Linked DNA regions of Mus musculus: region 2 is linked to region 1. The links are chromatin loops, found by intact Hi-C in ENCODE. Cell type or tissue: left cerebral cortex. All regions are shown on one strand. Each heading gives the region's core, and the rest is flanking DNA. Links, peaks and the distances in the headings are about the cores only.

Region 1 (6,732 bases), core at 1,871-5,870:
GACCTTGAACTTAATATGTAACCAAGGATGACCTAGAACTTCTGATTCTATTGCCTTCATAGCCTGAGTGCTAGGATTATAGGTATGCCTTACAAATATTATCATCAAGGTCTATTTCTTTATTTGGCCACTTCCTCTTCCTGAGGCTGACTACCAAGGTTCAGCCTTCAAAGTATTGAAGTCCAGCGATCAAAATCCCCCTTTGGCTCACCTAATTAACATGCTCAATTAAAATTAAACACCTCATCCTAACACAGGGTTTCCAATTTTACCTTTATGAACTGCCCTTTGCCTATGTGCCACATGTGTCTCCTCTATCCAGCGGCAGTCCTTGTCCACCCCTAATTCCAGGACAAATACATCTTAACCCTCTCCCATGTTTCCTTCCCCTTCTACCTTCTCCTCTATCTCCTGTCTTGTCTTTCGTTCCCTGCTCTCTGTCCTTCTGGGGAAAATAAAGATCCTTTGTGCTGAGAACTTGGTCTTGGGGTGTCTTGAGCTGACACCAACTTTTCCTACAACCACTTCTCTTTGTTTTTACAGACAGAGTGTCCTTATGCAGCCTAGGTTGGCTTCCGATGTTGTAATTTTCCTGTCCCAGCCTCCAAACTGCTGGGATTACAGGCATATGCCGCCATACCTGGATGCCACCTTTTGAGAGAGGACTATCAGGGAATTTGTAGACCTACATTATAACCACCAAAGTTGAGATATTGATTAACTTCACACTCTGTTAAGAATGCATGTGGCAGTGGCAGTGCATATCTTTAATCTCAGCACTCTGGAGGCAGATAGATAGATCTTTGTGAGTTCAAGGCCAGCCTAGTCTACAGAGTGAATTCCAGGACAGCCAGGCTATTACACAGAGAAACCCTGTCTCGGAAAAAAAAAACATTAATAAATAAGAATTTAGGGTAGTAAAATAGCTACAGTAACTTCTACAAAACAAGGAGAAAGCATATTTAATTCAAGATGATCAAGACAGTGTACTTGGGTTTGCTCTCAGTCTCTTTGTTAATTTATTTAATTGAAGATTATTTACATTGGGGGGGGAGGGAGAGCAGGGTCAGTACAGCTGTCTGCAAAGGCCAGAAGAAATCTGATCTCCTGGAGTCGAGTTGTGAACTCTCTGATATGGGTATTAGAAACTGAATTTAAATCCTTTGTAAGAGCAGTTCAAATCCCAGCAACCACATAGTGGCTCACAACCATCTGTAATGGGATCTGATGCCCCATTCTGATATGTCTGAAGACAGCTACAGTGTACTCATGTACATAAAAATAAATATTTTTTAAAAGAAAAAAGTAAATTAGGGGTTACCCTCAATTAATTGTCAAAGCCAAATAAAATAACTATAGTCTGATTCTCATTCATTTGTAAGCTAGTCAGGGTTAAGTTTAAATTGGATCAACTACAATATAAATTTACTATCCAATCCAGCATCTCAATACTAGGTAGCCATCCTAGACAAATGAAAATTTATGACCTCACAAAATCCTGTAAATAGTTATTTAGAGCATCTTCACTCATGATTGCCAAAAGCTGTAAGCACCTGAGATACTTCAATAAGTAAACAGCTAAATACGGTATGACACATTCAAATACTGGACTATTACTCAGCAATGTAAGGGAACTGATAACACACACACACTGACACATGCACACACACACACACACACACACACTGACACATGCACACACACACACACACACTGACACATGCACACACACACACACTGACACATGCACACACACGGGGAGGGCAGTAGGTGGTTGGGGTGGTTAATCTCAAAAGCTATGCTTTGTGAATTAAGCTCCATAAAAGAACAAATACTCTATGATTCCATTTAAAAAGAATTCTAGAAAATATAGCACACAGATCAGTGGAAGTCAGGGGTCAGAGTATGAAGGGAGTGGATATCTGTAAAAGAGCTTGGGAGAATTTGAGAAGGTAATGGAAATGTTCTGAAGCTTGATTTTGGTGGTGGCCACAATATAAAGTATCAAAAACTCATCAAACTAAGGTGGGCATGACAGCACATGTCTTTAATCCCAGTACTGGGAAAGCTGAGGCAGGATAGTAAGTATAAAACCAAACAAGAACACAGAGGCTAGAGAGAGATGACTCAGCAGCTAAGAACATGTGCAATTCTTCCAGGTGATCAGAGTTTAACTCCTAGCATCTTTATCAAGCAATTCATAACTGCTTATAATTCCAGATCCCAGGGGATCCTTACCCCCTTAGGCACCAGCACCCATACACAAGCACATGATTAAAAATAATTTTTATGTCTTTTTTCCCTTTTTGGTTATTTTTGCGACATGGTTTCTCTGTGTAGCCCTGGCTGTCCTGGAACTCACTTTGTAGACCAGGCTGGCCTCGAACTCAGAAATCCGCCTGCCTCTGGGGTTTCACTTTTTTAATCAGCAAAATAATTAAAAAACTTCAGACCAGCAGTGGTTCACACCTTTAATCCCAGCACTGGAGAAGCAGAGGCAGGAAGATCTCTGAGTTGGAGGCCAGCCTGGTCTTCAGAGTAAGGCTTTAATCTCATAAAACAAAACAAAACAGAATAAAAACACAAAAGAAAAATAAAAAACCCTCCTGAAACAATTGTGTCTCAAAAGGGTCAACTTCACTACAAGTTCAATTTCATGGCTGGTTTTTGTGTTTTGTCTTTTGAGAGCCTCGCACTGACCCATTAGCCCTATTCCTGAAGCTGATTATTTTATTTATTTATTTTTTTCTTTTTGCAGCAGGTTCTTACAGTGTATCCCACACTGTCCTGGAACTCACTAAACCAATTTGGTGTCAAACTTAAGGTCCTCCTGTTTTGCCTCTCAGTGCCAAAATTATAGGTATGTACCATGATGCCAAGCAATTGGATTTTTACTTTTTAATTGATTTTTTTTGGTGTTTTGTTTTGTTTTGTTTTGTTTTGTTTTGTTTTGTTTTGTTTTTCGAGACAGGGTTTCTCTGTATTACAGCCCTGGCTGGCCTGGAACTCACGTTGTAAACCAGACTGGCCTCAAACTTACAAGATATCTGCTTGCTTTTGCCTCCCAAGTGCTGACACTTAAAAGACAAAGATTTTTGAGAGATGAAATAAAACTTGTGTCTAGGCTTCGCAAACAGAGCTAGACATAGTGAACACCTATAATCCTAGCACTCAGCAGGATGAGACAGGGGCATGTAGGTTTAAAATGAAACTGAGCCACAAAGTAAGTTCCAGAACAGCATCAACCCTAGACTAGGTCCAGTTGGGGTGCAGTCTGGGAGTAAGGCAGTGAAGAGAGCAGCTGGAGAGGAGAGGCCAATTTTGTGGCCTATCGCTCTTACATCAGTGCAGTCATGAAACTGATCTCAGTTCAGTGCCTCATGGAAAATACCATTCTCTGCCCAGCTAAAAAGGCCCCTGGCTTCGTGACCTAGCTGCCTGGCTCAGTCTCCTCTGCTGTCTCCTGGAGATTTGAACCAGTGAAGCTTCATGAGTACGGTCCGCAGCTTCATTCTGAATCCATCTGAGCCAAGTGGCAGGCCTGTAGAAGGAGTAGTGGCCTCTGAGCTCTTTGCTTAAGCCTCCACTTCATTCAGATGACTCTTCCTAAAGACTCCATGGTACACTTTGGATGTCTGGAAAGACATCCAGACTTTCACAGAGTGCTAGCAGGCATCCCCAAGTTTTTCTTTCATGGGAAGGAAGCTGGCAGGAGGTGATCATATGAGAAGGGAAACCAGGCCAGAGTGCCAAAAGTGTTTTCATGGGATCAGGGCATTGCACCACTGGGGGAGTGTTGGCAGGCTGAGCAGAGGACCTACAGAATGCTTCACTGAGTAACAGGCATGCTCATAAAAATACCATACCTACCAGGGCTGCAATCTGCCATCTGGGCCCTAGGCCTTCCTTGCCCTGCAGCTTCAGCTAGCTGGACTCACTTTGGAATTCCAGCCCCCTCTGCTTCGCCTCGCTTGGGAGGTCACAGCCCTAAGCCTGGGAGGGGGCGCCACTGGGAAAATCTCCTTTCCATAAGCTTTCCCCATAGGGCTGTAAGCGAGAGTAGGTCGACCAGGAAAGGTCAGAAAGAGGCCAATCCCGAGGACAAAGAAATAAGGCACTGAGCAGGAGGGAAGTGGGAGGAAGATCAGAAGTAGGGGGTTTCAGGTTGAAGGGCGCTCTCTCTGAGAACTTTCCCTTCTAGCCTAATCTGGGACCTAGTGTTTAGGAGGGACTGTATGGTGTGCCTCGCCACACCTCCTTCGCAGGCTGGGGACTCAGGTTCAGGCGTACATCCCTGAAGAGCCCTGGCTTAGCGTCGTGGCTGGGCAGGGGTTCCAAGAGGCGCTCTGCCCTGAGAGTGCGGATACATTCAAACACATGACCAGGGCGCGGCCCGGACCTAATGGTATATGAATGCCCATTACTAGCCAGAGCCCTCGAAGGCCAAGTGGAGGCGAGGTAATCTGGTTCCCAGTCTGGATCCTCTCCCCACTGTCCAGCCCCGAGATCCCGAGAATACTTCTGCAAATGACTTCCAATATAAGCCTCAAGGGCGGCGGGGATCCTTGATAGTGAGGTTGGGGGTCACTCTCATCTCGGGGATACTGGGACTGCTGGAGCTCCTGAAGAGGACCCCCCCCCCCCACGAGGTCCCTATCACGCGCGGGGCTCTGCGGCCAGGTTCAGATGAAACAAGGAACGAGGGTGTGGCGAGGCGGGGCCTGCTGCGGGGGAGGTGATCTCACTACCTCCCCCTCCCTCTTCCTCCCCCACTTCCCCGCGCACGCTGCCCCGCCCGCCGCCGCCGCCGCCGCAGCAGCAGCAGCAGCAACATCGCGTCGGCAGCGGCATCGCTGGGTGGCAGGTCCGAGGTCGGCGTGCACAGAGACTGAGCTGGCAACCTGATCGGCGCAGGTAAGGTGGGCTGGTTTGTCCCCTTGACCGCAGCAGCGACCATCTACGTTCCAGACCCAGCCCGCCTCAGGCTCAGAGGGAGTGGGTTTCGTGCCTCCTCGGTAGGAAGGCTGGAGCCCCACCCATGCATGCTAGGCACCGAGCTCTGAGCCCTGCGATCTGGAATGGGGTTGGAGAAAGTGGCTAGGTGCCAGAGCTCGACAGGTGAGGGGTAACTGGGCGGCTCCCCAAATGCATGCTTAGGGAGGGGCACAGGAGTGGTCAGGCAGGTTCTGTATGGGCAAGTGGAGCTGAAGTTGGCATATCCCTGTGGGTGTATGCGTGTGAGGAAGGAAATGTGAACCCAGCAGAACGTCCATCTAACCCAGTCGACCGCTGTGGGGTGTGGCTCTGGGCGTGGCTGTTCCTCATCCCCATCTAAAGTCCTGATTGCGGCTGGGGTGGGGGAGAAGCCAGTGTCTAGCATGGTGTGGGGGAGATTGAGCGAAGCTCCTCCGGTAATGGGAGGAGGAGAAGGATCAGGGATGGATGGGCGCTGCCTGCCCCTCCACCCCAAAGTGGGGAGGGGGCTTTGTTCTTCACCTCCTCCTTTCCAAATTCCCTCCGGGGATCCCCTCAAATGCACTGCAAAACCAGTCTCCTCTCAGGCACAGAACCTCCCTTAGGTTCTTTGGCCAATAAAGACTACACTAAGAGAGATGGTTTTGGGCACTCACTGATGTGCCTGTGGATGCACATGGGTGTGGACCATGGGTCCATCAGGTAAAAATAAGGGAAGAAGGGCCTCATTGGCTTAGGACAAGGGACTTCTGGAAGCAAGGTGCCTGGGACTCTTTCTGTAGAGACTGGAGCGATTTTAGACATTGTTTTATACTCTGTTTAATTATGGGAGGAGGGACGTTTCCATACCTTATTCCCTTCTATCTGGTTCAGAGTTTTAGGGTGTTGATTGATAGGAAATGAAAAGAATAACAGATATAGCCCACTGCTCCTCCTGATCTAGTGTCTATAACCCCTATCCATCTGTCTCAGGGAGGCAGGACCACCATCTGTCTGGGGGCCTGGCACCCCTTTCAGGTAGATGTCTTGATCCTGATTAATGCAACTCCAGTGGTAGCGGTTACTAGCAGCCCAGTGTTGTCTTTGCTGACTCACATGGCCCTTGTGGTGAATAGATCCAGCAGCCTTTCTTCCCACCTTTATGGTCCTTTAGTAGGGTGGCTAGGGTGGGGCTTGCCCAAGGCCTCAGCTCTGATGGACCCCTTGCTGCAGATGGTGGGACTTGACAACCCTAGCTTCTTACCTAGCCCAACATCTACGCAGCACTGTATATACTTGCTTACCATTCAGGCACTAATCCTTCAGTCACCCTCAAGGGTCTGTGGCCACATGGCGAATTGGTGACAGGGCTGGGACTGGGAACTCCCCACTTCTCTGCCTCCTTGCTGTATTCCAAAGTCTGTCATTCTCTATTATTTTTTGTGTGTACAATCCCCAAAGCAATATATCTTGATATTTTGTTATAGTACATTTGAAAAACACAGGAGCAACTTACTGAAATACATTTGAAATAGAGAACAAAAGAAATTAGGAATTGCCTGTGATCTGATTACCAAGGAGGGGGAAACACATTTGACATTCATCACAGCACAGCACTCCTGGATAGCTACTACCTACTCCCAAGAGACTCCTCCCCCAGTGCCCAGCCTCTAGCCTTCTGCAAAGCACCATGCACAGGCATGGGGGCTGTTCACAGAATGACTGCCCAGGGACTGAGTATCCATGAGTGGGTAGCCATTTGCTAGATAGATTTTCACT
Region 2 (6,732 bases), core at 1,647-5,646, 58 kb after region 1:
CTAGCAAGATTTTGCTGAAAGGACCCTGATATAGCTGTCTCTTGTGAGGCTATATCGGGGCCTGACAAACATAGAATTGAATGCTCTCAGTCAGCTATTGGATGGATCACAGGGCCCCCAATGGAGGAGCTAGAGAAAGTACCCAAGGAGCTAAAGGGATCTGCAACCCTATAGGTGGAACAACATTATGAACTAACCAGTAACCCTGAGCTCTTGACTGCAGCTGCATATGTATCAAAAGATGGCCTAGTCGGCCATCACTGGAAAGAGAGGCCCATTGGACTTGCAAACTTTATATGCCCCAGTACAGGGGAACGCCAGGGCCAAAAAGTGGGAGTGGGTGGGTAGGGGAGTGGGGGGGAGGGTATGGGGGACTTCTGGGATAGCATTGGAAATGTAAATGAGGAAAATACCTAATAAAAATATTAAAAAAGAAAAAATAAAGCTTCTGACATACACCAGGTACTTAGGACATCCAAGAGTCTATAGCTGAGTATTATCAGGCCTATCAAGTTCAAGATAGACACACATTCAGGTCAAGTCCCAGGCCCAGTTGGGGTCAAGAGGCCTCAACAACATATGTGAACAGGTAATTTAGTCCCCATGCCACCTGCTTCTATGGTCCTGCCATTTCTCCTAAGCTCATACACATGAACTCAGGCAGGGGCTCAATTGCAATCTAGTTCCTTTATGAGTTAGCTCATGTCAGGATAAAGAAAAGCATGCTGCTGATCTGAGGGATATTTGGGAGGGAAAGCCTCCATGGAAGCCATACCCTTTTGTAGAGGAAGAAATGGCCAATCCTGCTAGGTAGGTAGTAATAGCTCATACCTTTAATTCCAGCACTTGGGAGGCAGAGCAGGAGGATCTCTGAGTTGGAGGCCAAACTGATCTACAGAGCAAGTTTCAGGACAGTTATAGCTACATAGAGAAACCCTGTCTTGAAAAAAGAAAGAAAGAAAGAAAGAAAGAAAGAAAGAAAGAAAGAAAGAAAGGAAGGAAGAAAGGAAGGAAGGAAGGAAGGAAGGAAGGAAGGAAGGAAGGAAGGAAGAAAGACTTGTGCTAAGTTCTGTGGGCTAGGCTGGGGGAAAATGTTTTTGATGACTGGTCAGGACCTTGGTGAAATACATACAATTAGAAGGTAAAAAGATTTGGAGAGGATATTTCTAAGAGACTGCTCTTGAAGTAAGGTGATCTAGATCTTATGCTGTAGGCATGAGGAAGCTCAAATTACAGGGCAGAGGGGGCTGTTGTGGCAGTAACCATGGTGGAAGGACTAGGGTCCATCTCCTCTCCCCGGGGCTGATCTAAACACAGTGCCTCCCATCCACAGACATTTGTACTGAGCTCTCAAAAAGGGTATTCCTCAGGAAGATCTACTGGTCATCTCCTGAAAGGCTCAAGTTTTGCTTTCTGGGAAAGACAGTTTATAAGCACTCATACTTCCTTTCTGGATTTCAGGTTATTCCTATTTCTGTCTTTTGAACCAAAGTGGGGGTGGAAAGGAAAAGTATTGAAGCAGCCTCCCCCAATACTGTTAATTAAACATTTCTATGCTGTTATAAATCCCCTCACTCGCCAGAGCCTGGAGATAAAGACCAGACAATTTTATCAAAGGATCTTCTGCAGGTAAGAGGGCTAAGCAGCTCTCTCAGGCAGCCTCTGGGAACCTAGCTTTCAATCGGTCATTGTTATCTAGCCAAAGGCCATCTTTTCCTCTGGTTTATCAAGAAGAGGGGCAGCCTGTGGGAGGGAAGAGGCTAAAGGAGAAGTGTGAGGAGGGAAGGCTGGAACTGAGAAACAGACAGCGGTTTCAGTGCAAGCAAGGGGGGTGCCCATAAAGGCCCCAAAGAATGAGGCTTCTCTGTAGTTCTCTTGCCACCTACAGCACCCCCACGTTTTTCTTCTAAACAAAGGTATCCGTTTCAGAGATAGCAAGGGAATGGCTCAGTTAAAGCAGGGAACCAGTCTTTAAAGAGAGACAGAGGAAGGAGTACAGACATTGGGGCTGATACATTTAGAACCTGGGAAAGGGGTGAAATAGCCTCTCCTTGAGACCAAGGCCCTGAACTCTCTTCAGGAGTCCAGGGAAGCTTCTTCTTCAGACAGGATCCTCTTTTCTCAGGGACACACCTAGCAGACAGGTCCACTAGACACCTCGCCCTCGGACATTGGCATTATCTGGTCTCAGGGACTCAGGCCCCGCCCTCAGCTCCCTGCGCCGACTCCTGAGGCCCCCTGCCGCTCCCGCCCGCACCCAGCCTCTGCTTCTCCCACGCGCGTGCGCCCCTTCTCCGCACACCTCCCCCGCTGTTGCTGCGGGCGCGCGCGCGCGCGTTCCGGTGTTCCAGGCAGGAGCTGGAGACAAGCGACCGGCTGTGGGCCAGGCTCTGAGAGAGCGCCGTGAGCTAGAGAAGCGGGACCCTGCGAGGCTACAGCTGGCGTGGGCCTGGCCGCCTCTCCGTCGGCGGGCCGGGCCACGTCGCCAAGCCCAGAGGCTGGACTCCCGGGGCTGATGGCCATGGGCGGGAGCTGGAGACGACAGCGGCAAAGGCAGCGGCAGCGGCCGGCCCCGCGGGCGGGGAGCCGTGTGGCCCACGGCCCCTGACAGCCCCTGACGGCCCCGGCGGGCAGGCGCGCTCCCGCGCCTCCTGGGGTGGGGGGGCCGTAGCCAGGCAACGCCCGGCGCGCCCGCCCATCCCCCGCCGCCCTTTTTTTCCCCTGGCTGGGTGCGAAGGAGCATGCCTGTGTCTGGCCTCGGCCAGCAAAGAGTTAAGTCGAGAGGCTTGGAGCTGCCTTCCTCTTGGGGGCGTGCCCCCCTCCCCCGCTAGGCGGCTCGGCCCCCCGGGGTAAGGTATGGCCCCGGGCCCAGGCCCGGGACCCGTGGTCCCACGCACTGGCCAGTGAAAGATACCTTCCTCTTCCCGCTCTCCTCTTTCCCTCGCCGGCCAGCATCATGGGATGTAATATGTGTGTGGTCCAGAAACCGGAGGAGCAGTACAAAGTGATGCTTCAGGTAGGGCGCCTGGGCTGCTGGGGAGAGGGTCGCAGCCGGACCTAGGAAAACTGTAAACCCCGAGGGGGAGGGCCAGGTAGAGTCAAGAAAGGCAGGTGTGGGAGGGCGAGAGGGCTCGAGAGAAAAAGGTAGGGAGCTGATCTCGCCCTCAGATTATGGGTTGCTGGGTGCTGGCGCCCTGTGGGAACCATCCAGGGATGGAAGGAACTGGGTGAAGAAGATATGTAGGTGTTCAAGGCACATCACCTGGCACTCCGAGTGCGTAACGACCACTAACCATGTGTCCAGATCAGCCCAGGTGGGAAGTTAAGATTCTGTCCCGGGACAGTGAGGCGCTCAGTGGCCCGCGCGGGATGGAGGTTGCATAGCAACGGTCTGGATTCCCGGCACATGGTCCCAGGGTTGGAGCCTGACCCAAAGAAGCAGTGAAGTGCCTGCGGGACAGAGGCCGAATCCCGGGCCTGGCAGGCCAGATTTAAAACGTCGTCAATGGAGCTGGGTTTGAGTACCCATTTTCCCATCCACTCTCTAGACTAAGTCACGACTGTCGATTTCAGGGCCTCAGGCATTTTGGGTGAGTGGGTGACGCGGGGATCGATCGGTGGTGCCCAGCACGTGCTCTGCCTGTTGGCATCCGCTTTGGCCTGTTGGGCCTTGAGGACAAGGAGGGTGTTGAGAGCGACGCGTGCGGGGCGGCAGGAGATACCCTGCTGCCCGCTTGCACCTTGAGCCACCTTCTCAGCCACGAGTGGGGTTTCCTTGCCTGTGCGTGGCGTGACTACGTGAGTGCGTGCCTGTGCCCCGTCTGTGTGTGCGCCGAGGCTTGCCAGCCCCGCGCGTCTATACTTTCTGTGTGTGCACCCTGAGAGTACTTTAGTGAAATGTGTCCAGGATGATGTGCACTGAAATATACTAGGGCTGAGTGTAGAGAAAAGAGGGAGTCGGGACCAGGAGCCAAAGTGGGAGCAGACAGGTGAGTCTAGTGACTTGTGCCCCAGCTATTGAACTTGTTGATCAGAACCAGGGAATTAGTGCGCGCAGGTGTTGGCTGGGGGAGAACCTGTAGGTTCCTGGATGAATAGAGGAAAAACCTTCAGGAACGTGGCGGGAGTAGAAGGGGAGATTGTGTCAATCATAGTAGTGTAGTGGTATTGAGGTGGCCTCGGGAGCCCAAAATTTTTGCTGTGATCTTACCTTCTCTATTAGAAAGAATAAGAGGTAATGTGCAAGAGAGGGTGGGCATGGAGGGCCAGGTTGGGGGTGGTCTTGTCCAAGCCTGCTGGCGTTTCTGGTCTTCTCTATTTGACTATGTGTGGTCTCCTGTTGTCTGCACAAAGCCAAACAGACCACATCAGTGTTGTTTCTCCTCTCTTGTTCCTACTGTTTGAAGTTCTCACCTGCTCAATGCCACACCTATTGGAATAAGACTCTGAAATTAAGCCGGGCAGTGGTGGCAAACGCCTTTAATCCCAGCATTTGGGAGCCAGAGGATTTCTGAGTTCAAGGCCAGCCTGGTCTAGAGAGTGAGTTACAGGACAGCTAGGACTACAGAAAAATCCTGTCTCGAAAAACAAAAAGCAAAACAAAACAAAAAAAGAGCCGGACAGTGGTGTTGCACGCCCTTAATCCGGGAGGCAGAGGCAGGTGGATTTCTGAGTTCGAGGCCAGCCTGGCCTACAGTGTGAGTTCCAGGACAGCCAGGGCTATACAGAAAAACCCTGTCTCAAAAACAAACAAACAATCTGAAATTACCTAGCTCTGGGTACCAACAAAATAGGTTCAGCAGAACCCATTGGATTTCAAAACTAGGACTGCCTCCATTGAGGTTTCAATGGGCAGGAAGGCTGAGGTGACCCTAGGTAAGAGAGTCCCTGTGTTCAGCTCCCATGGGATGCTACTTTTTTAAAGTTTGGACACAAACTTTCATTTTCCTGGTTCTCCTTGACCCAATTAGAGACCAGATGTTTTTTAAAGGAAGAACTATCCTTTCAAATAAAGTAAAAACAAAAGGAATGAATATAGAAACAATATATGGAAAACAATGAGATCTATCAGGTAGCCTGAATGAATAGCTTATGGGAGATGAATACTCATATAGGCCTCAAGGAGAGTTTCCTTCAGAGCAGAAGGCAATTTTTGCTTTAAAACCCAGGTAGTTTTCAGAATTAATGAATTCTGCTTCCTAAGATCCTTAAACATGTGTACTTCCTCCATATTGAGTACTCTTCTCCCTGCCTCTCTCTTTCTTAAATGTATTTGCCTTTATTTTATGTGCATTGGCATCCCACCTGCTTGCATATCTATGTGACAGTGTCAGATCTTGGGGTTACAGACAGCTGTGAGGCACCCAGACCCACTACATGGGCACTAGACCTGAACCCAAGTCCTCTGGAAGAGCAGTCAGCACCCCTAACTGCTGAACCATCTGTCTAGCCCCCTCCTTGTATCTTTCAAAATGATTTCATCCATGTATACTCATGACCTCTACAACTTGCCAGTACAGACTTTCTCACCATGATACACTAGAACGTCAAAGAAAATCATAGCTTTTAGATATCAAATTCACAGTGATACAATATATCTTTTCAAAGAGTACATTTCAGTGCTTTTGGCTATTGTGGCTAATACTACAATGAATACTGGTATATAGATATCTGAATCTCTGCTTTCAATTCTTTTGAATAATACCTAAAAATGGAGTTGCTGGATCATATGGTAACTTACAGAAGTACAGTTACTTCTCAGTGATGGTACCATTTAACACTAACACAAGGTTCCAATTTCTCCACATGCTTGTCAACACTTGTAATTTTCTGGTAATAAAATTGCATCTTTTTGTGGATTTTTTGTTTGTTTGTTTGCTCAGATATAGTGCTGGAGATGGAAGCCAAGGACTTGCACATGCCAGGCAAGAGCTCTACCAAGGAGCCATCCCCCCACCTCATTGTGGATTTGGCAATTTGCATATCTATTGGCTAAATGCGGTAGAGCATCTTTTCTTGTGCTTATTGCCCATTTACATATCTGTATGCTATTATGATGGAACAGTCTAGGAAGTTTAAAGTTAGGAAGTACTTAGTCTTCCAACTTTATCTTTTTTTAAAGGTTGTTTTGGCTTTATTGGGTCCTTTGTTTCTTTCCATATGAATTTTGGGATCATCTTGTTTTCTGAAAATAAACTGGAATTTTGATGGGGTGGCATTAAATCAGATTGTAGAGTATTTATTGCCTGTTTATTTGGGCCAAGTCTTTATTTCAAATATAGCTTGTATTTCCTTTGTTAAATTTGTGTTAGATAAAAAAAATTGTTAGGATTTTTTGTTTTGTTTTGTTTTGTTTTTGTTTTTTGAGACAGGGTTTCTCTGTGTAGCCCTGGCTGTCCTGGAACTCACTCTGTAGACCAGGCTGCCCTCGAACTCAGAAATTCACCTGCCTCTGGCTCCCAAGTGCTGGGATTAAAGGTGTGTGCCACCACTGCCTGGCTATGTTAGGATTTTATTATTATTTTTAATTGTATATGAGCATTTTGCCTGCATGAATGTGTGTGTACATCAGGTGCCTGGTTCTCTAAAAGGTCACAGAGGGCATTAGATCCCTGGGACTGGAGGGAGGGACTAGAGGGACTTCTGAAACTACCATTACAATCATTCATGAGCCATGTGGGTGCTGAGAACTGAAATTGGGTCCTCTGCAAGAGCAGCCAATACTCTTAACTG

The links. A loop is a pair of places that touch in the nucleus more often than their neighbours do. Peaks named below come from ENCODE experiments on the same cell type or tissue, not always from the same donor. Only the 100,000 strongest peaks of a DNase experiment are listed, where the experiment ranks them.
Region 2: a loop joins it to region 1, with 8 times the contacts of the local background. A loop is called at or near these places in 1 of 42 quality-filtered maps.

What each region holds. Positions count from the first base shown.
Region 1 is chrX:73,878,876-73,885,607 of GRCm38, reverse strand. It overlaps L1cam (L1 cell adhesion molecule), which reads left to right and starts at 4,774. Exons shown (of 29, transcript NM_008478.3): 1 at 4,774-4,914. In left cerebral cortex, for the core only: a CTCF peak has its summit at 3,765; DNase peaks (open chromatin) are centred at 4,797 and 5,191; H3K4me3 peaks cover 1,558 bases; H3K27ac peaks cover 1,463 bases.
Region 2 is chrX:73,820,566-73,827,297 of GRCm38, reverse strand. Pdzd4 (PDZ domain containing 4) reads left to right here and starts at 2,329. Exons shown (of 8, transcript NM_001029868.2): 1 at 2,329-3,016. The coding sequence starts at 2,957. In left cerebral cortex, for the core only: no CTCF peak of the experiment used is centred there; DNase peaks (open chromatin) are centred at 2,683, 3,176, 3,823, 4,073 and 2 more places; H3K4me3 peaks cover 2,268 bases; H3K27ac peaks cover 1,417 bases.